Linked DNA regions of Homo sapiens: region 2 is linked to region 1. Evidence: chromatin loops called from intact Hi-C (ENCODE). Cell type or tissue: CD14-positive monocyte. All regions are shown on one strand. Links, peaks and the distances in the headings refer to the core of each region. The heading gives the core; the rest is flanking DNA. Region 1 overlaps SSH2 (slingshot protein phosphatase 2). Region 2 overlaps SSH2 (slingshot protein phosphatase 2).

Region 1 (9,984 bases), core at 845-8,844:
CCTCTGCCTAGAATACCCTTCATTCCCCCTTTTGCTTGCCTACTTCTATTAATCCTTTATTCCCTCATTCATGAGATGAAATCTAACTCTGAAGCCCAGACTGCAGGGCAGTGGTGTGATTATAGCTCACTGCAGCCTTGAACTCCTAGGTTCAAGAGATTCCCCCACCTCAGCCTCCTGAGTAACTGAGACTACAGGCACACACCACCGTGCCCAGCTCATTAAAAAAAATTTTTTTTAGAGACAGGGTCTCGCTTGGTTGACCAGGCTGGTTTCGAACACCTGGCTCCGAGCAATCCTTCCACCTCGGCCTCCCAAAGTGCTGGGATTACAGGCATGAGCCACCCCACCAGCCCTACTTATCTTTTAGATTGGAACTTAGGTGTCCCTTTCTCCAGAGGCCTTCCTTGATCCCTCTAGGACTGGGTTCCACGGTCTTTCCAAATACAACCATACTCCCTCTACAGTTCTCTAGTGTAGCAATTCTCACACTGCCTGTTTACTTGTTGGTCTCCATATTATAAGCTTGAAGGCAGGAACTGTCTCTTGATCACTGCTGTATACTCAGCACCTAGCAATGCTGAATAAAAATTTTGAATAAATGACTAATGTAAAAGAAAGAACAAGTATTGTAGGACAGATTCTCCAACCAAGGTGCCCCATTTTCTATAATGTAGATTCAGTCTGCAAACACCCTGATTTAAAATACAAAAAGATAGTAATTCCTCAAACAAGAATATTCTTAGCTATAGCCATCCCACATTTTCACATACGCAACCATTTTAGAGACTGCACAACAGAATTCTCATAGAAACAAAGATGAATGGGTCAATGTTGTCAATAATAATCATAAATTAGGGAACTAATCATCATCATCTGCTTTTAGAAGTGGGTTCTATTTATTTTATTTTAGATAGTCATATCTAGCAATCTTTATAGCTTCTATTTTTTAACTTGCATATTTAAATAAGTTTCCCAGAAAATAGTTCATTAATTCATCTACAATTTATTGTGGTATATGGTTGAAGATAGAGCTATCTAACTTAATTTTCTCCCCAAATAGTTAATTGTTATTACAGCACTACCTGGCTATTTATCCATTTTCCCCAACTGACTTGAAATTCTACCTTAATCATACACTAAATATTTTCATGTACTAAGGTCTATTTCTGGGCCTTCTAGGCAACATCTTTCTTGTACACCATGCTATTATTAGCTTATAATTGTTTTCAATATGTGACTGTGAGAATCTCATCTTTTAATTTTGAGTGCACAATTTCACCCACTTAGTCTTCCAAATGACTTTGTTAGGTTTTCAACACCCTAAAAATCCCTTTAGAACAAGCTTGTCCAACCCATGCCCAGAATGGCTTTGAATGTGGCCCAACACAAATTCGTAAACTTTCTTAAAACATTATGATTTTTTTTTGTAATTTTTTTTCTCAGCTCATCGGCTATCATTAGTGTATTTTATATGTGGCCCAAGAAAATTCTTTTTTTGTTTGTTTTTTGGAGACAGAGTCTCGCTCTGTTGCACAAGGTGGAGTGCGGTGGCACAATCTCGGCTCACTGCAACCTCTGCCTCCTGGGTTCAAGCGATTCTACTGCTTCAGCCTCCCGAGTAGCTGCGACTACAGGTGCGCACCACCACACCTGGCTAATTTTTGTATTTTTAGTAGAGATGGAGTTTTGCCATGTTGGCCAGGCTGGTGTTGAACTCCTGGCCTCAAGTGATCCATCCTCCTTAGCCACCCAAAATGCTGGGATTACAAGTGTGAGCCACTGTACCTGGCCAGGAACTTTTTAATATTACATTTGATTATATTATATATTACGTAATATATAATGGTTATTGCCGGCAATATACAATAGCAAATCATTTCTATATATTTATTTTGATATTAACTGGTTTATTGCAGTTTTAAAAAATAAATTTTTATATATTTTTTCATTTAATAATCACTTTTCAAAGAGTAAAAATGTAAAAAGCTATTCATTGAAGTTACGTAAACAAGTGCTTCCACTCACAAATAAGATAGAAATACTTATAAATGAAATGTGAACCACAAGTTTTTTTTTTTCTTGGAGACAGAGTCTAGCTCTGTTGCCCGGGCTGCAGTGCACTGTTGCGATCATACCTTACTGTTGTCTTGAACCCCTGGGCTCAAGTGATCCTTCCACCTCAGCCTCCCAACTAGCTGGGACTACAGGTGTGCACCACCATGCCCAGCTAAATTTTATTTTTTGTAGAGACAGAGTCTCACTATGTTGTCTAGGCTGGTCTTGAACTCCTAGGCTCAAGTAATTTGCCTACCTCAGCCTCTTGAAATGCTGGGACAGGCATGAACCAAATAATTTAATGCAAGCTTCACCACCTAATTCTCTAAGAATTTGTATAATCTCAAGTATAAAAATATCTAAAGAGTTTGATTTTCTATCGACTATTTTAATTTACATTTAAATATATTTATGATTTTTATATAAAAGAGGAGATTACATATATCCAACATAAGAACTGTTGTCAGGGAGCAAGTGGTAATACTTATCTCTAACCCTCATGAAAAATAAGAAAAAAAGACTCATTCATTAAACTGTGAACCTTTTGAAACAGGGACTGTGTCTTATTTTTATACCCTGATACCTGGCCATAGTATGTGTTCTTTTTTTTTTTTTTTTTAAGTCTTATTGAGAAATAATTCATATACCATACAATTCACCTATTAAAAGTATACAATTCAATGTTTTTAGTATCTTCACACAATTATGTTTTTTAAAATATATATTTCTGCCTTTTTTTTTGAAGATAGGGTCTTATTTTGTTGCCCAGGTTGGGGTGCAGTCACACAATTTTGGCTCACTGCAGCCTCTGCCTCCCAGACTCACGTGATTCTCTCACCTCAGCCTCCTGAGTAGCTGGGACTACAGGCACATGCCACCATGCTTGACTAACTTTTTAATTTTTTGTAGAGATGACAGCTCACTCTATTGCCCAGGTTGGTCTTGAACTCCTGGATTCAAGCGATCCTCCTGCCTTGGTCTCCCAAAGCACTGGGATTACAGGTGTCAGCCACTACGCCCAGCCTATTTATGCATTTTAAAACCATGCCAGCCGGGCGCGATGGCTCATGCCTGTAATCCCAGCACTTTGGGACACCGAAGCGGGTGGATCACGAGGTCAGGAGATCGAGACCATCCTGGCTAACACGGTGAAACCCCGTCTCTACTAAAAATATAAAAATTTAGCTGGGCATGGTGGCGGGCGCCTGTAGTCCCAGCTACTCGGGAGGCTGAGGCAGGAGAATGGCGAGAACCAGGAGACGGAGCTTGCAGTGAGCCGGGATCACACCACTGCACTCCAGCCTGGGTGACAGAGCAAGACTCCGTCACAAAAACAAACAAACAAACAAACAAAAAACCAACCATGCCATATATTCAAAACCAAAAGTGTATACAGAGAGAGGGAGAAGAAAAAATAAAAATAAAAAACAAAATTTAAAGTCCAACGAAAAGATTTTCACCGTATATAAAAGAATGAATTAATAGTCTCAACGAACAAGGAATTCCAATTAGAAAAAGATAAACACCAATAAAAAAATGGGGGCAGGGCACGGTGGCTCACGCCTGTAATCCCAGCATTTTGGGAGGCTGAGGCGGGTGGATCACTTGAGGTCAGGAGTTCAAGACCAGCTTGGCCAACATGGCGAAACCCCATCTCTACTAAAAATACAAAAATTAGCCGGGCGCAGTGGTGAGCGCCTGTAATCCCAGCTACTTGGGAGGCTAAGGCAGGAGAATCGCTTGAGCCCTGTAGGCGGAGGTTGCAGTGAGTTGAGGTTGCGCACCACTGCACTCCAGACTGGGTGAGTGAGACTCTGTAAAAAAGGCAAAGACTAGAAGCAGATAATTCACAAAAGAAATACAAATGAAAAGGAAGTGAAAATGTTTAGCTAGAAATTTATAAAACAAAAAATTTAAAAAACAAAAATCCAAACAAGGATGCTGTACTATATTTTCCCTAAAAAAATCATTTAAGCAGCCGGGCACGGTGGCTCACGCCTGTAATCCCAGCACTTTGGGAGGCCGAGGCGGGAGGATCTCTTGAGGTCAGGAGTTCGAGACCAGCCTGGCCAACATGGTGAAACCCCGTCTCTACTAAAAATACAAAAATTAGCCGGGCGTGGTGGCAGGTGCCTGTAATCCCAGCTACTTGGGAGGCTGAGGCAGGAGAATCGCTTGAACCCGGGAGGTGGAGGTTGCAGTGAGCTGAGATTGCGCCACTGCACTCCAGCCTGGAAGAGAAGAGCGAGACTTCATCTCAAAAAAAAAATTAAATTAAAATTTAAAAAAAGGCTGGGCTTGGTGGCTCATGCTTGTAATCCCAGCACTTTGGGAGGCCGAGGAGGGCGGATCACCAGGTCAGGAGATCAAGACCATCCTGGCTAACATGGTGAAACCCTGTCTCTACTAAAAATACAAAAAAATTAGCCAGGCGTGGTGGCGCGCTTGTAGTCCCAGCTACTAGGGAGGCTGAGGCAGGAGAATGGCGTGAACCTGGGAGGCGGAGGTTGCAGTGAGCTGAGATGGCGCCACTGCACTCCAGCCTGGGGGACAAGAGTGAGACTTCGTCTCAAAAAAAAAAAAAAAAAAAAAAAGGCCGGGCACGGTGGCTCATGCCTGTAATTCCAGCACTTTGGGAGGCCGAGGTGGGCGGATCACCAGGTCAGGAGTTCGAGACCGTCCTGGCTAACATGGTGAAACCCCGTCTCTACTAAAAATACAAAAAATTAGCCGGGCGTGGTGGCGCGCTTGTAGTCCCAGCTACTCGGGAGGCTGAGGCAGGAGAATGGCGTGAACCCGGGAGGCGGAGCTTGCAGTGAGTGGAGATTACACCACTGCACTCCAGCCTGGGCGACAGAGCAAGACTCTGTCTCAAAAAAAAAAAAAAAAAAAAAAAAGAAAGTCATTTAAGATAAAACAATAATATGCAATACTGTCGAAGGATCAGGAAAAATGGGCAATCTGTATCAACAGCTTTAGTATTGACCATGTTTTTGATACCTTAGAAAAATGCATTCTAATAAAAGAAATCAGATATCATCAAAGGTTTATGCAGACTATTCATAATGGCAAACAAACTGTAAGCCACTTTAATGTACAAAAACCGGGAAGTTGAGTAAATTAAAAAACTGCCACGTAATAGAACTTTATTAAGCCATTAGCTTATATTGCCTAAGTATTATATATTTAAAATAAAAACATGAGCAGAAAATAATAATTACTGGGGAAGAAGCAGGTTTCTTCTGGTATGTGAATTATAAATGATTACTTTCTTATATATGACCATCTATATTTTCTAAACTTCCTACAATGATCATATATTACATATATTATAATGGGAAAGTGAATTAGGGATGGGGAAAATGTATAAATTACTGTTCCTTTTCTTTCTTTTTTTTTTTTTTTTGAGATGGAATTTCACTGTTGATACCCAGGCTGGAGTGCAATGGTGTGATCTCAGCTCACTGGAACCTCCACCTCCCAGGTTCTAGCGATTCTCTTGCTTCGGCTACCCAAGTAGCTGGGATTACAGGCGCCCACCATCACACCTAGCTATTTTTTGTATTTTTTTTTTTTTTTTTTTTGAGACAGAGTCTCGCTCTGCCCCCAGGCTGGAGTGCAGTGGCTCCATCTCAGCTCACTACAACCTCTGCCTCCTGGATTCAAGTGATCCCCTGCCTCAGCCTCCCGAGTAGCTGGGATTACAGGCACAGGCCACCACACCCAGCTAACTTTTGTATTTTTAGCAGAGATGGGGTTTCACCATGTTGGCCAGGATGGTCTCAACCTCCTGACCTCGTGATCCGCCCGCCTTGGCCTCCCAAAATGCTGGGATTACAGGTGTTAGCCACCGTGCCTGGCCCCTATTTTTTGTATTTTTTAGTAGAGACGGGGTTTTGCCATGTTGGCCAGGCTGGTCTTGAACTCCTGACCTCAGCTGATCTGCCTGCCTCGGCCTCCCGAAGTGCTGAGATTACAGGCATGAGCCACTGTGCCCAGCCTGTTCCTTTTCTTAATTAGATGTCTTATGAGGTATTAGGTAGATGAATACACATATCATCTAACCAACGTTTTAAGAGAGACTTAATAAGTTGGAAGATCATCAACAAGTGAAAGCCTCTGCTGGCAGGTGGCTGGCTACCTAAATAAATGACACTCTCCCTTTCCTCCTTCTTTGTACAGCAGCTTCTAATCTCCTGCTACAGCCATGTGAACTCAGCTCAAATTCACAATCTTTTCTATCCTATTCAATGTCCTTTTTCTCTAGAGCCCTGATTGTTTATTTTTTATTTTTTTTCTGGGGCGGGGGGATAGAGTCTCGCTCTGTTGCCCAGGCTGGAGTGCACTGGCGTGATCTCGGCTCACTGAAACCTCAGCCTCCCAAGTTCAAGCAAATCTCACGTCTCAGCCTCCTGAGTAGCTGGGACTACAGGCGCGCACCACCACATCTGGCTAATTTTTGTATTTTTAGTGGAGACAGGGTTTTGCCATGTTGGCCAGGCTGGTCTTGAGCTCCTGGCCTCAAGTGATCCACCCACCTCAGCCTCCCAAAGTGCTGGGATTACAGATGTGAGCTACCATGCCTGGCCTAGAGCCCTGATTTTTAAACTGGGGTACAAGTATCCCAGGGTCATACCTCAGTGCGGTAGGGATTATGGAAGCCAAAGAACGAATATAAAGTTTATTCTCAGAGCATCAAATTTACTTAACGGGAAGTAATATTTTTATAGTAACAGATATAGAGGTAGATCTATAGAGATATATTCATTTACATAAGGCTTAAAATAAACCATAAAAATTCAGGTAATGGGCTCCTTTAAATTTTCTATACCCAGACTGCCAGGGGTTGCCTATTCACTCTCCACTACTGTTATAGAAATTTCTTGTGGAAAGATTTGAGAAGCACTGCAGAGGATTGTTGTATGTAACTTTAAAATCAAGCCTGTGTTTAATTAATATTGAACAATTAAGACATAAGCTAAATGTTAGGGGGTATGGTAGGTTAGTAGATATGAAGAGAAGATCGGATGCTTAAGATTCCTAGGTCTAATTCCTTGATCTAGTTCTAGGACTGAAGGCATGTCACTTAACTTTATTGGGCTTCCAATACAAAATACTGAAAAAGAAGATTCTGCACTTAAAAAAAAAAAAAACTCAAAGCCTCCATGCTTAATTTACGGAAATGAAGGAGAAAATTTGGAGTCAGAAATCAGAATGTGATCTCATCCCTAATATAAATTAGGCCTAGCTAGTGATCCTTGCTAACACACTGGAAATCATAAGGAGACCAATTACTAACAGCCTTTTGCAGTTAAACACTCCTGGTTTTATTAATGAAAATAAATGACAGAAGAAAAAATTAATTGGCAACTTAATACAGGAAGATTTTAATTATACTTACAGAACTATTAACCTTGACAACCCACCAGCTCATGTATAATAAGAAAGCACCTCCCTCACTAATATAAATCTAAGTAAAACTACACGAATACAAAATATTATATAGAGAAGGGTAAAATCTCCTGAGAAGCACTCTGTCATCTGAATTTCCTCTGCAATTTGTTGAAAATCAGCATCATGCATTGTCAGCTTACAGACCACTAAAGCTACCTCAAAAGCTGCTCCGCTACATATTTAAAACAATATCCACTGTTTTTCTTTAACAACTTCCACACTGTCCTCTCCATTCTCTCCTCCAACCTCACTCTTACTTCCTTAAGGCTCCCATATACCTTACCCTCCCATTTTACACAAGCCTCATGAAGTTCTCTTCTTGGACTTCTTTGTTTTTATCTTGAGATTACTTTAGAAAACATTTATGATCTAAAGTCTGAGAACACTTTATTGATGCATCTTATCCCCTTGAAGAGAGAAGAAATGGTTATAACCAACTTTTCAATACAATCCTTTCCTTCTGCCATCCTCAGGGAGTCATAATATGCTTCATCCATGATACTCAAAGTCATTAGAATTTTTATAATCAAGCTAAATAACTACAGGAAGCCTATGATGATACAGTCATATTATTCTGCTAATTATCCTACATTATCTATTAGTAATACAGAGTCATCCCTCCATATCCATGAGGGATTGTTTCCAGGACCCTCCTTCAGATACCAAAGTGAGTGGATGCTCAAGTGTCTTATGTAAAATGGCATAATATTTGCAGATAACCTATGAACAATCTCTTGTATACTTTATTTATTTATTTATTTGAGTAGGGGTCTCGTTCTTGTTGACCAGGCTGGAGTGCAGCAGTGAGATCATGGCTCACTACAGGCTCAAACTCCTGGACTCAAGGGATCCTCCCGCCTCAGCCTCCAGAGTAACTGGGACTACAGGCATGTGCCACCATGTCCAGCTAATTACTATTATTATTATTATTATTTTTGTAGAGACAGGATCTTGCTGATTTACCCAGGGTGGGCTCAAACTCCTGGATTCAAGCAATCTTCCTACTACAGCCTCCCAAAGTGCTAAGATTACAGGCATGAGCCACTGTGCCTGCCTCCCATATACTTTAAATCATCTCAAGATTACTTATAATACATAAAACAATGTAAGTGCTATATAAATAGTTGTTATGCAGTATTTTTATTTGTATTATTTTTTATTATTGTATTGCTATTTTTTAAATTTTCTGAATATTTTTAATCCATGGTTGGTTGAATCTACCATGGGTATTCTTCCTTTTTTTTTTTTTTTAAGAGATGGATTCTTGCCTTGTCGCCCAGGCTGAAGTGCAGTTGCGTGATCTTGGCTCACTGCAAGCTCCGCCTCCTGGGTTCATGCCATTCTCCTGCCTCAGCCTCCCGAGTAGCTGGGACTACAGGTGCCTGCCACCAAGCCCGGCTAATTTTTCGTATTTTTAGTAGAGACGGGGTTTCACCATGTTAACCAGGATGGTCTTGATCTCCTGACCTCATGATCTGCCCGCCTCAGCCTCCCAAAGTGTTGGGATTACAGGCATAAGCCACTGCGCCCAGCCCGCCAAGGGTATTCTTAAATCTAGATCTGCCCCCTCCCCAAAACTGAACAGAGCTGGGGAGAAAAAGGAAGAAAAAATGGCAAACAACAAAGAGCAAGATGAGTACACCTGATAGGAAGCCCCCTCCTTTATGTCTTATTCTAATATAAATGAGAGTAACTTTGAAAACATCTATCCTTATTGTCATTAGTTAAATATTTTTTTTCATGAGAAACTTGTACAGTCCCAATAGAGAGTTAGCTGTATGTATAAATTAAAAGAATCAATAAAAGGCACCAGCTGGCCATCCCAACACTTTGGAAGGCTGAGACGGAAGGACTGCTTGAGACCAGGAGTTCGAGACCACATCTCTACAAAAAAAAAAAATTTAATTCTTTGTTTAAAAAAAGGCACCAGTGGCCAGGTGCAGTGGCTCACACCTGTAATCCCAGCATTTTGGGAAGCCGAGGCGGGCGGATCACCTGAGGTCGGGAGTTTGAGACCAGCCTGACCAACATGGAGACACCCCGTCTCTACTAAAAATACAAAATTAGCTGGGTGTGGTGGTGCAAGCCTGTAATCCCAGCTACTTGGGAGGCTGAGGCAGGAGAATCACTTGAACCGGGGAGGTGGAGGTTGTGGTGAGCCAAGATCGCGCCATTGAAAAAAAAAGCACCAGCAATTTCATAAAAATGCAATTCCTGGAAGCAAACACAAATGTAGAAAAGCATTCCCCAAGCATATCCTGGGGTCAGTAAACACTTTCCTTGAGCAACTAGCAGGAAATATTACTTGCCTAATTTCCTAAGAAGCATAACTTTCCTGATAAACAATGCCTTGAACAGCCCATGAAAGGAATAACCAAGGCTACTAAGCATTGGTAAAATGAAACATTACACAAAACTATTTTGTATAAAATAAATAGTCAACTGAAAATATGGAATAAGATGGTAGTTATA
Region 2 (9,984 bases), core at 1,391-9,390, 47 kb after region 1:
TTCTTGGCAATCAGACTATTGACATTCCAGAAAATGCAGACATCACTCTGAAAGGATGCACAGTTATTTTGAAGAGCCCCAGAGGAAGTTAGGGAGGGACTTCAATTACATCAATGTAGGATGCATTCTCCTTGGAAAAGAAGAGGCGCTAGGTTGACAAATGATTGGGAAATAGAAAGGAAGTGGCTACTGCTTGCACTATTTGTAATCATGTACAGAACATTATCAAGGGTGTTACACTGGGCTTCCATTACAAGATGAGGTCTGTGCATACTCCTTTCCCCATCAACTTAGTTATCCAGGAGCATGGGTCTCTTGATAAAATCCAAAATTTCTTGGGTGAAAAATACATCTGGATGGTTTAGATAAGGCCGGGTGTTGCTTATTAAGTTATCTTAAGTCCAGAAAAATGTATTAATCCTTGAAGGAAATGACATTGAGTTTGTTTCAAATTCAACTGCTTTGATTTAGCAATCCACAACAGTTAAAAACAAAGATAACAGAAAACTTTCAGATGATCTGTATGTCACTGAAAAAGGAACAGTTTAGCAGGCTGATGAATAAGATCTAAGAGTTGTCCAGCTACAGCAACAAGATACTGTATGGTTGATAAGACCTGTTTGTGATATTTTAATGATGCATTAAAATACCTCTATTACAGCTGGGCTTGGTGATGCATGCCTGTAGTCTCAGCTATGCAAGAGGCTGAGGCGAGAGGACCATTTGAGCCCAGGAGGTTGAGGCTGCAGTGAGCCGTGATCCCACCACTGCACTCCAGCTTGGGCAACAGAGTGAGACTCTGTCTCAAAAAACAAAAACAAACAAACAAAATCCCCAAAAACAATTATTTTAGTATGTAACACATATATGTGGTAAACAACTAAGAAGGTGTCAAAGAGTATTTTTAAGTCTTCCTCCATCCCCGTCCTCCCACCTACCACAACCCCATTCCTAGAAGTAATCACTATGCCAGTTCCCAAGGAATCCTTTCAGGATTATTCTGTGTACATACAAGCATTGTGTGTGTAGATGTTCTTTCTCCAAAATACACAAATGAAAGCACACTGCACCTATTTTTCTGCCCTTGCCTTTTAAACTTAGTATCTTTGTTTCACTATTTTTTAAAAACTACATAACATAAAAAATAACATAACATAAAATTTACCCATGATTCAATTACCTCCTACCGGGTCCCTCCCACAACATGTCGGAATTCAAGATTTGGGTGGGGATGCAGCCAAACCATATCATTCCACCCCTGGCCCCTCCCAAATCTCATGTCCTCACATTTCAAAACCAATCATGCCTTCCCAAGAGTCCCCCAAAGTCTTAACTCATTTCAGCATTCTACTGGTACCAATTTACTGTATTAGTCTGTTTTCACGCTGCTGACAAAGACATACCCGAAACTGGGCAATTTACATAGAAAGAGGTTTAATTGGGCTTACAGTTCCACATGGCTGGGGAAGCCTCACAATCATGGCAGAAGGCAAGGAAGAGCAAGTCACATCTTACATGGATGGCAGCAGGTAAAGAGAGAGCTTGTGTGGGGAACTCCTTTCTTTAAAACCATCAGATCTCAGGAGACTTATTCACTATCATGAGAACAGCACGGGAAAGACTTGCCTCATGATTCAGTTACCTCCCACCAGAGTTTCCCTTCTACAACACGTGGGAATTCAAGATGAGATTTGGGTGGGGACACAGTCAAACCATATCAACCATCTTAACTGATTTTTTTGAGACAGAGTCTTGCTGTCACCCAGGCTGAAGTACAGTGGCATGATCATGGCTCACTGAAGCCTGGACCTCTCAGGCTCAAGCGATCCTCCCATCTCAGCCTCCCTAGTTGCTGGGACTAAAAATTACCACACCCAGGTAATTTTTAAAATTTTTCTGTAGAGATGGGGTCTCACTATGTTTCCCAGAAAGGCTGCAAACTCCTGGGCTCAAACAATCCTCCTGCCTTGGCCTCCCAAAGTGTTGGCATAAGCCATCACACCCGGCCCCATCTTAACTATTGTTAACTGTACAGTTCAGTATATTCACACTGTTGTATAGTCAATCTCTAAAGCTTTTTCATCTCAAAAAACTGAATCTATATCCACCAAACAACTCTTCATTTCCCCCTATTCCAACCCTTAGCAACTACCACTCACTTTGTTTCTATGAGTTTTGACTTGTCTAGATAATTCATGTAAGTGGAATCATACACTGTTTGTCTTTGACTGAGTTATCTTACTTAGCATAAGGTCCTCAAGATACATGCATGTTGTAGCATGTGTCAGAATTTCCTTCCTAAGTCTGAATAATATTCTATTGCACACATATGGCATTTTGTTTATCCATTCATCTGTTAAGACATTCATTTCATTGTTTCTGATTGCTGCAAATATTTCATTGCAGAGATATCCCATGATTCAGTTAATCAGCCTCCTACTAATAGATTCAAGTTACTTACAATTAAACTCATTTTCTAATATGCTATAACAAATTACCACAAACTCGATGGCTTAAACAACATACATTTATTATTTTACAGTCTAGAGGCAAGGAGTCCTAAAATCAAACAGGTGGCAGACCTGTGTTCCTTCTGCAGGATCTAGGGGAATGTTACAGGCTAAATTGTGTCCCCTAAAATTCACATGTTTAAGTTTCAATCCCCAGTATCTCAGAATGTGGTTGTATTTGGAAACGGAGCCTTTAAAGAGTAATCAAGTTAAAATGAGGTTTAGTAACCTAGGGGTGGTTCCAATATGGGTAGGCCCTAATCCAATATAGGTGGGCCCTAATCCAATATGACTCATATTCTCATGAAAAGAGATTAGGGCCACATGTAGTGGCTCATGCCTATAATCCCAGCACTTTGAGAGGCCAAGGCAAGAGAATCACTTGAGGCCAGGAGATCGAGACCAGCCTGAGCAACATAGCAAGATGCCATCTCTACAAAAAAATAAAAACAAAATAGCTGGGCATGCCTGTCGCCCTAACTACTCGGGAGGCTGAGGCAGAAGGATTGCTTGAGCCCAGCAGTTCAAGTTTACAGTGAGCTATGATCACACCACTGCATTTTAGCCTAGATGGCAGAGCAAGACCCTGTCTCAAAAAAAAATAAATAAATAAAATAGAAAAAGAGAAGAGATTAGGACACAGATACACCCAGAGGAAAGACCATGTGAAAACAGAGGGAGAGGACAGCCTTCTACAGGCCAAGAAGGTCAGCCTCAGAAGAAATCAACACATTGCCAACACATTGATCTTTGACTTTCAGCCTCCAAAACTATGAGAAAATAAATATTTGTTATTTAAGTGATCAGTCTGTTTAAATGGCTTATACTTGTTATGGTAGCCCTAACTATTTTTAGGAGAATCAATTTCTTTGCCTTTTCTAGCATCTAGTGGCTATCTGCATTCTTTGGCTCATGGCTCCCTTCCTCTATCTTCAATATCGGTAAAGGTGGGTTGAGTTCTCTTAACGCATCAATCTGACCTCCTTTCCTGGGTTCCTCTTACACTTTTTTTTCTTTCTCTTTTTTTAACTTTTAAGTTCCTGGGTATATATGCAGGTTTGTTATATGAATAAACTCATGTCACAGGGGTTTGCTTTATAGATTATTTCATCATCCAGGTATTAAACCTAGGACTCATTAGTTATTTTTCCTGATCCCCTCCTTCTTTGCACCCTCCACTCTCTGGTAGGCCCTGGTGTCTGTGTTCCCCTCTATGTGTCCATGTGTTCTCATCATTTAGCTCCCACTTATAAGAACATGCGGTATTTGGTTTTCTGTTCCCATGTTAGTTTGCTAAGGGTAACAGCATCCAGCTCCATCCATGTTCCTGCAAAGGACATAATCTTGTTCTTTTTTATGGCTGCATAGTATTTCGTAGTGTATATGTACCACATTTTCTTTATCCAGTCTATCATCGATGGGCATTTAGGCTGATTCCATGTCTTTGCTGTTGTAAATAGGGCTGCAATGAACATACACATGCATGTGTCATTATGATGGAATGATTTATATTCCTTTGGGTATATATCCAGTAAGGGGATTGTTGGGTCGAATGGTAGCTCTGTTTTTTTGTTTTTGTTTTTTTGAGATGGAGTTTCGCTCTTGTTTTCCAGGCTGGAGTGCAATGGCACGACCTTGGCTCACTGCAACCTCCACCTCCTGAGTTCAAGCGATTCTCCTGCCTCAACCTCCTGAGTAGCTGGGATTACAGGTGCCCACCACCAAGCCCAGCTAATTTTTTGTATTTTTAGTAGAGATAGGGTTTCACCATGTTGACCAGGCTGGTTTTGAACTCCTGACCTCAGGTGATCCACCAGCCTTGGCCTCTCAAAGTGCTGGGATTATAGGCGTGAGTCAGCATGCCGGCGGTAATTCTGTTTTTAGCTCTTTGAGGAATTGCCACACTGCTTTCCACAATGGTTGAACTAATTTACACTCCCACTAACAGTGTATAAGCATTCCATTTTCTCCACAATCTCCTCAGCATTTGTTATTTTTTGACTTTTAATAATAGCCATTCTGACTGCTGTGAGATGGTATCTCACTATGGTTTTGATTTGCATTTCTCTAATGATCAGTGATGTTGAGCTTTTTTTCATATGATTGTTGGCAACATGTACTTCTTCTTTTGAAAAGCGTCTCTTCATGGCCTTTGCCCACTTTTTTTTTTTTTTTTTTTTGAGACAGAGTCTCACTCTATCACCCAGGATGGAGTACAGTGGTGCAATCTCAGCTCATTGCAACCTCTGCATCCTGGGTTCAAGCAATTCTCTTGCTTCAGCCACCGCGATTACAGGAGGGTCCCACCATGCCCAGCTAATTTTTGTATTTTTAGTATGGACAAGGTTTCGCCATGTTGGCCAGGCTAGTCATGAACTCCTGACCTCAAGTGATCCACCTGCCTCGGCCTCCCAAAGTGCTGGGATTACAGGCATGAGCTACTGTGCTCAGTCTCCTTTGCCCACTTTTTTTCTTTTTTTTTTTTGAGACAGAGTCTCGCTCTGTCCCCCAGGCTAGAGTGCAGTGGCATGATCTCAGTTCACTGCAACATACACCTCCCAGGTTCAAGCAATTCTCGTGCTTCAGCCTCCCAAGTAGCTGGGATTACAAGCGTGTGCCATGACGCCCGGCTAATTTTTGTATTTTTAGTAGAGACAGGTTTCACCATGTTGGCCAGGCCACTCTTGAACTCCTGACCTCAAGTGATCCTCCCATCTCAGCCTCCCAAAGTACTGGGATTACAGGTGTGAGCCACCGTGTCCAGCCCTTTGGCCCACTTTTAAATGGAGTTTTTTGTTTTTTTTTCTTGTATATCTGTTTAAGTTCCTTATAGATGCTGGATATCAGACCTCTGTCAGATGCATAGTTTGTAAACATTTTCTCCCATTCTACAGGTTGTCTGTTCACTCTGTTGATAGTTTCTTTTGCTGTGCAGAAGCTCTTTAGTTTAATTAGAGTCAACTAGTCAACTTTTACTTCTTTGCAATTGCTTTTGGCATCTGTGTCATAAAATCTTTGCCTGTTCCTATGTCCAGAATGGTACTGCCTAGGTTGTCTTCTAGGGTTTTTATAGTTTTGGGTGTCCCTCTTCTACTTTAACAGCCTTTGTGACTGATTATGTTGCATCCTGCCCCGATAATCCAGGGTAATCTTCCTATTTTAAAGTTATATATGATCAGCAACCTTAATTTCTCGTTTACTATGTTAAGATAACATATTTACAGGTTCACAGCTGATTAGAATGAGGACTCTACTGGAGGCCATTATTCTGCCCACCACCATAATCTTCTTCTTTTTTTTTTCTTGAGACGGTCTTGCTGTGCTGTCCAGGCTAGAGTGCAGTGGTGCGATCTCGGCTCACTGCAACCTTCCACTGCCGGGTTCAAGAGATTCTCCTGCCTTAGCCTCCCAAGTAGCTGGGACTACAGGCACCCGCCACCATGCTCGGCTTTGTATTTTTAGTAGAGATGAGGTTTCACTATGTTAGCCAGGCTGGTCTTGAACTCCTGACCTCATGATCCGCCCACCTGGGCCTCCCAAAGTGCTACAGGCATGAGCCACTGTGCCTGGCCCATAATCTTCGTCTTTGAAGGCTTTACTGGGGGGAAACAATTGTTTTCTAGAATCCAGTGTTTACACCAATAAACTGGGAAGCAAAAAATTAATTAAGTACAATGGGAAATACAACACTATAGTTATATACTTTGCACATAAAGAGGATCGCAAAAACTTAATATCAGCCACAGAATGTTTGAAATAGCTTTTTCTGGAGAGGTGATGATTTGGATTTAATCCACTCATAGTATTTTACATAGGCTTTTTTCGTGATAAATGGTACAGATTTGCAAATTGTCTAGTATTAGGGATACAATCTGTGGTTACTGAATTTAACTGAGTCAATTTGAAAATTTAAATCAGGATAAATTGACTGGTTCCTTCTTCCAGGCATCCACAGTTCCTTGTGCACACATTTTCTAACTCTTAACTCACTACTGTAATTATTGCTATACAGGTTCTTTATCCCCCTCTGGACTATGAGCTTCTCAACTTGTACTGCCAGGGCCTGGCACACAGTAAACATTCAATAAATGTTCAATGAATCAGTGACTTAGTATTAGTTGTTGCAATTCTTCCTTGTTGCTATAAAAATAACACAACTTGAAGATAAGTTATAATCTTTGTATGTAGGTATAATTAAGAGACCAACAGTCTTCACTCCCCTGAACACATGATATTTGTTCCTTAATAGTAATAGTAGCAACAGCTCCTACTGGAAGAGCCGTTACATGAAACACTGCCTCCCTTGGGCTCCAGATCAACATGGAAGCTTTAAGCCAAAAGAGCATCTTCATTTCTCAGAGCCTCTTAGCAGCTTGGCCTGTCAGTGGCTAAGAGAGTCAAGATACTCATGCCACATTACTCCCTAACTCTGGCCTGCAATTAGCCTATTTCATTTGCAAAGGTATTGCTGCTCTTCACTCATTGCACGTAACACACAACTGTGTTATGGTAAGTATCATAGGCTTGTTTCTCCTCTCACTGTGCCCTTTAGAAGGAACACATCTCTCAGTCCAAATCTCACCCATCCTTCAAAGCACCAGTCAAATCCCAGAATTTCAGGAGGCTTCAAAATGATTACTTCAGCCCCACTGAAGTAGGAGATCCCTTCTGAACCTTCCTTATGTAGGCAGGGGTTGGCAAACTATAGCCTGTGGGCCAAATGTGGCCCATGGTCTGTTTTTATACAGCCAGCAAGCTAAGAATGGCTTTTGCATTTTAAAAAGGATTGTTTTTTTTTTAAAAAAAAGGACAAAGAATGTGCAACAGAGACCATATGTGGCTTTTGGCATCTTTAGGGGAGGCCTGAAATATTTACTAACTGGTCCTTAACAACAACAACAAAAAAAGATTGCCAACTCCTGGCCTAGAGCACACAATTCAGCCTAATGATAAATTGCCCAGAACTGTTCTCTAATCTGTGCAGTCTTGTCTCCCTGTGGCTTCTGTTTCTGTTGTCTACCCAACAGTCATCTCTAACCTCTTTTACCTACCAGTCCAGTACTCAGGCTAACAATGCCAAGTACCTGCCTTTTCAGCTTAGCCTCCCTGAAGCCCAGAACAGTCATACATCTTAATACTGGTCTTCAAGGCTTGAGGACAAGTCTGCTGTGGCTTGTGGGAAAAGTTTTCCACCATGACAAAGGAGATTTGAGAAAACAAACTGCCCTTTCTATGCCTTTGGATGCAGTTATGCAGATTTGATATCTAGAGCTGTGACAGCCATTTTGTGACCTCAAAAAGAGAGGCCCAAGGACAAAAGGAAGCAAGTTAAAGATGGTAGAGCAGACAGACAGAACTCAGAACCTTGACAACTGCATTAATCACTGTATCAAGTCTATAATTGCCTTGCTCCTGGCCTTCTCATCTTAAACATTATCTCACTTTTAATATGGTATTCTGGTACTTCAAAAGAAAGAATCCTAAATCTATAAGTAGATTTTGTGTGCTTGGAGAGTAAGTCCCACATCTTCTATGTCTGCACTTCTACAGATGCACAGGGGTGTAATTGTTGGGATCCAATTATTTTACGAGTAATTACTTTGGATAAAATTTATCACCCTTAAACTTTGAAAAGATTCCTGAGTGTACAAAAGCAACTGAGGATGCCAGCTTCTATGAAAGTAACTTTGATGGACAGCTACCATAGGTAAAGCATTTCAGATTTCTTATCTCATTCAATACTAGGCTGGGCGCGGTGGCTCACGCCTGTACCCCTGCACTTTGGGAGGCCGAGGTGGGTGGATCACCTGAGGTCAGGAGTTTAAGACCAGCCTGGCCACCATGATGAAACCCCATCTCTATTAAAAATACAAAAAATTAGCTGGGCGTGATGGCAGGCGCCTGTAATCTCAGCTACTCAGGAGGCTGAGGTAGGAGAATTGCTTGAACCCAGGAGGCAGAGGTTGCAGTGAGCCAAGATTGCGCCATTGCACTCCAGCCTGGGCAACAACAGCAAAACTCCATCTAAATAAATAAATAAATAAATAAATAAATAAATAGATAGATAGATTAAAAAAATACTAAAAGAACCCAGTAAGGTTACACACTCCAAATTCATATAAATGAAGTCTAAGTGGTAGAGTAGAGATTTTAATTCAGGTCTCTTATAGATATACTCATACTTTTTCACAATATCTCTCCTTGTCTTTCTAAGTCTTCTATTGCAACTAACGGTGATAAGATTTAAAGATTTTGCTTATCATTCTTTGAATGTTCACTTGATCACATCTCAGATCCCATACAAATGCCACATTACTTGTAGTTGCAAATTCACACCCTCACACAGAGATAATCTGAATACTTACTAAAAAAAAAAAAAAAGAAACAACGCTGTCATCTCCTTGAGGTAGTTTTGTTTGTTTTTTGTTTTTGAATTTTTTCCCTTCTCTTTTTCTAATATAATCAGCTTCCCTAAAAGGGCATGTTTCTGAAATGAGAGAAAAAAATCCTCTAAGCAGTGATTCTCAGTGTGGTCTCCAGACCAGCAGAATCACCTGACAACTTGCTAGAAATGCAAATTCTTGGGCCCCACCCCTGATCTACCAAATAAAAATCTAGTGTAGTGCCCAGAAATGTGTTTTTCACAAGCCCTCCAGGTAATTCAGATATAAATTAAAGTTTCAGAGCCACTGGTCCAAAGTATTTGCTTCTGTATATAGCACTTAAATCACTGCATTAAAACTAGAATGGTGGAATCATATCACTCCTATGAAAACAGTTAAGCAGTGGGTTTCCAAATTCCAATGACTTCTCCAGGCACTGAAGAAACAGTTTCTCTACAACCAAATTGAAATAAGAGATAAATGTCTTCTCTATTATACATATTTGACTCAGATACAAAAACAGACTTAATATTCTAAAATGGTAAGTCTACAATTAAAAGAAGTGTAAAGTAATTTCTGCAACTTAAGATTGATACAGCACAACAATTAAATCACTGCAGCTGTGTGGAGAGATAACATTTATTTTAACATCAGAGCTTGGAGGGAAGAAAGAGAATCAGCAGTTTAAACTCAATTTGGAAATTAGAGATCCCCAGCAGGAAAGCTTTACAACCCAGTTTCCTATCCAGTCTATAAAATAAAGAGGGAGGACTTGGGATTCAACCTCTTCCTGGCAGATAATTTGCTGAGAGTAAAAATGCACTGTATCATTTGTCAGGGCTCTAAGGAACTTCTAACCCTAGTTTAAGGAAGAATCATGGATACCAAGAATAAATCACAAATACTCTAAAAAATCATTCCTTGAAGGGGAAGAAGACTTTGCTGACCTTAATTCCTATCACAGATTTCACTGAACCCAAATGGGGTTTGGTTTCATTAATTTAACCTATAAAAGACAGAAATAGTTGAAGCTGCAGAGAAAATAGCAATGGAACCTGAAACAAAGTCTAATTGTGATTAATTAAAAATTA

Evidence for each region. Peaks named below come from ENCODE experiments on the same cell type or tissue, not always from the same donor. Only the 100,000 strongest peaks of a DNase experiment are listed, where the experiment ranks them.
Region 2: it touches region 1 in a loop (2.1-fold over the local background); 4 of 110 quality-filtered maps call a loop at or near these places.

Annotation. Positions count from the first base shown.
Region 1 is chr17:29,809,502-29,819,485 of GRCh38, forward strand. All of the region lies in intron 2 of SSH2 (slingshot protein phosphatase 2), which reads right to left. Among named protein-coding and RNA genes, the nearest start is that of SSH2, 120 kb to the right of the region's middle. RefSeq lists an enhancer at 544-603. In CD14-positive monocyte, for the core only: no CTCF peak of the experiment used is centred there; no DNase peak of the experiment used is centred there.
Region 2 is chr17:29,855,769-29,865,752 of GRCh38, forward strand. The region is part of intron 1 of SSH2 (slingshot protein phosphatase 2); the gene reads right to left. It also overlaps the pseudogene RPL9P30. Among named protein-coding and RNA genes, the nearest start is that of SSH2, 69 kb to the right of the region's middle. In CD14-positive monocyte, for the core only: no CTCF peak of the experiment used is centred there; a DNase peak (open chromatin) is centred at 4,401; H3K27ac peaks cover 594 bases.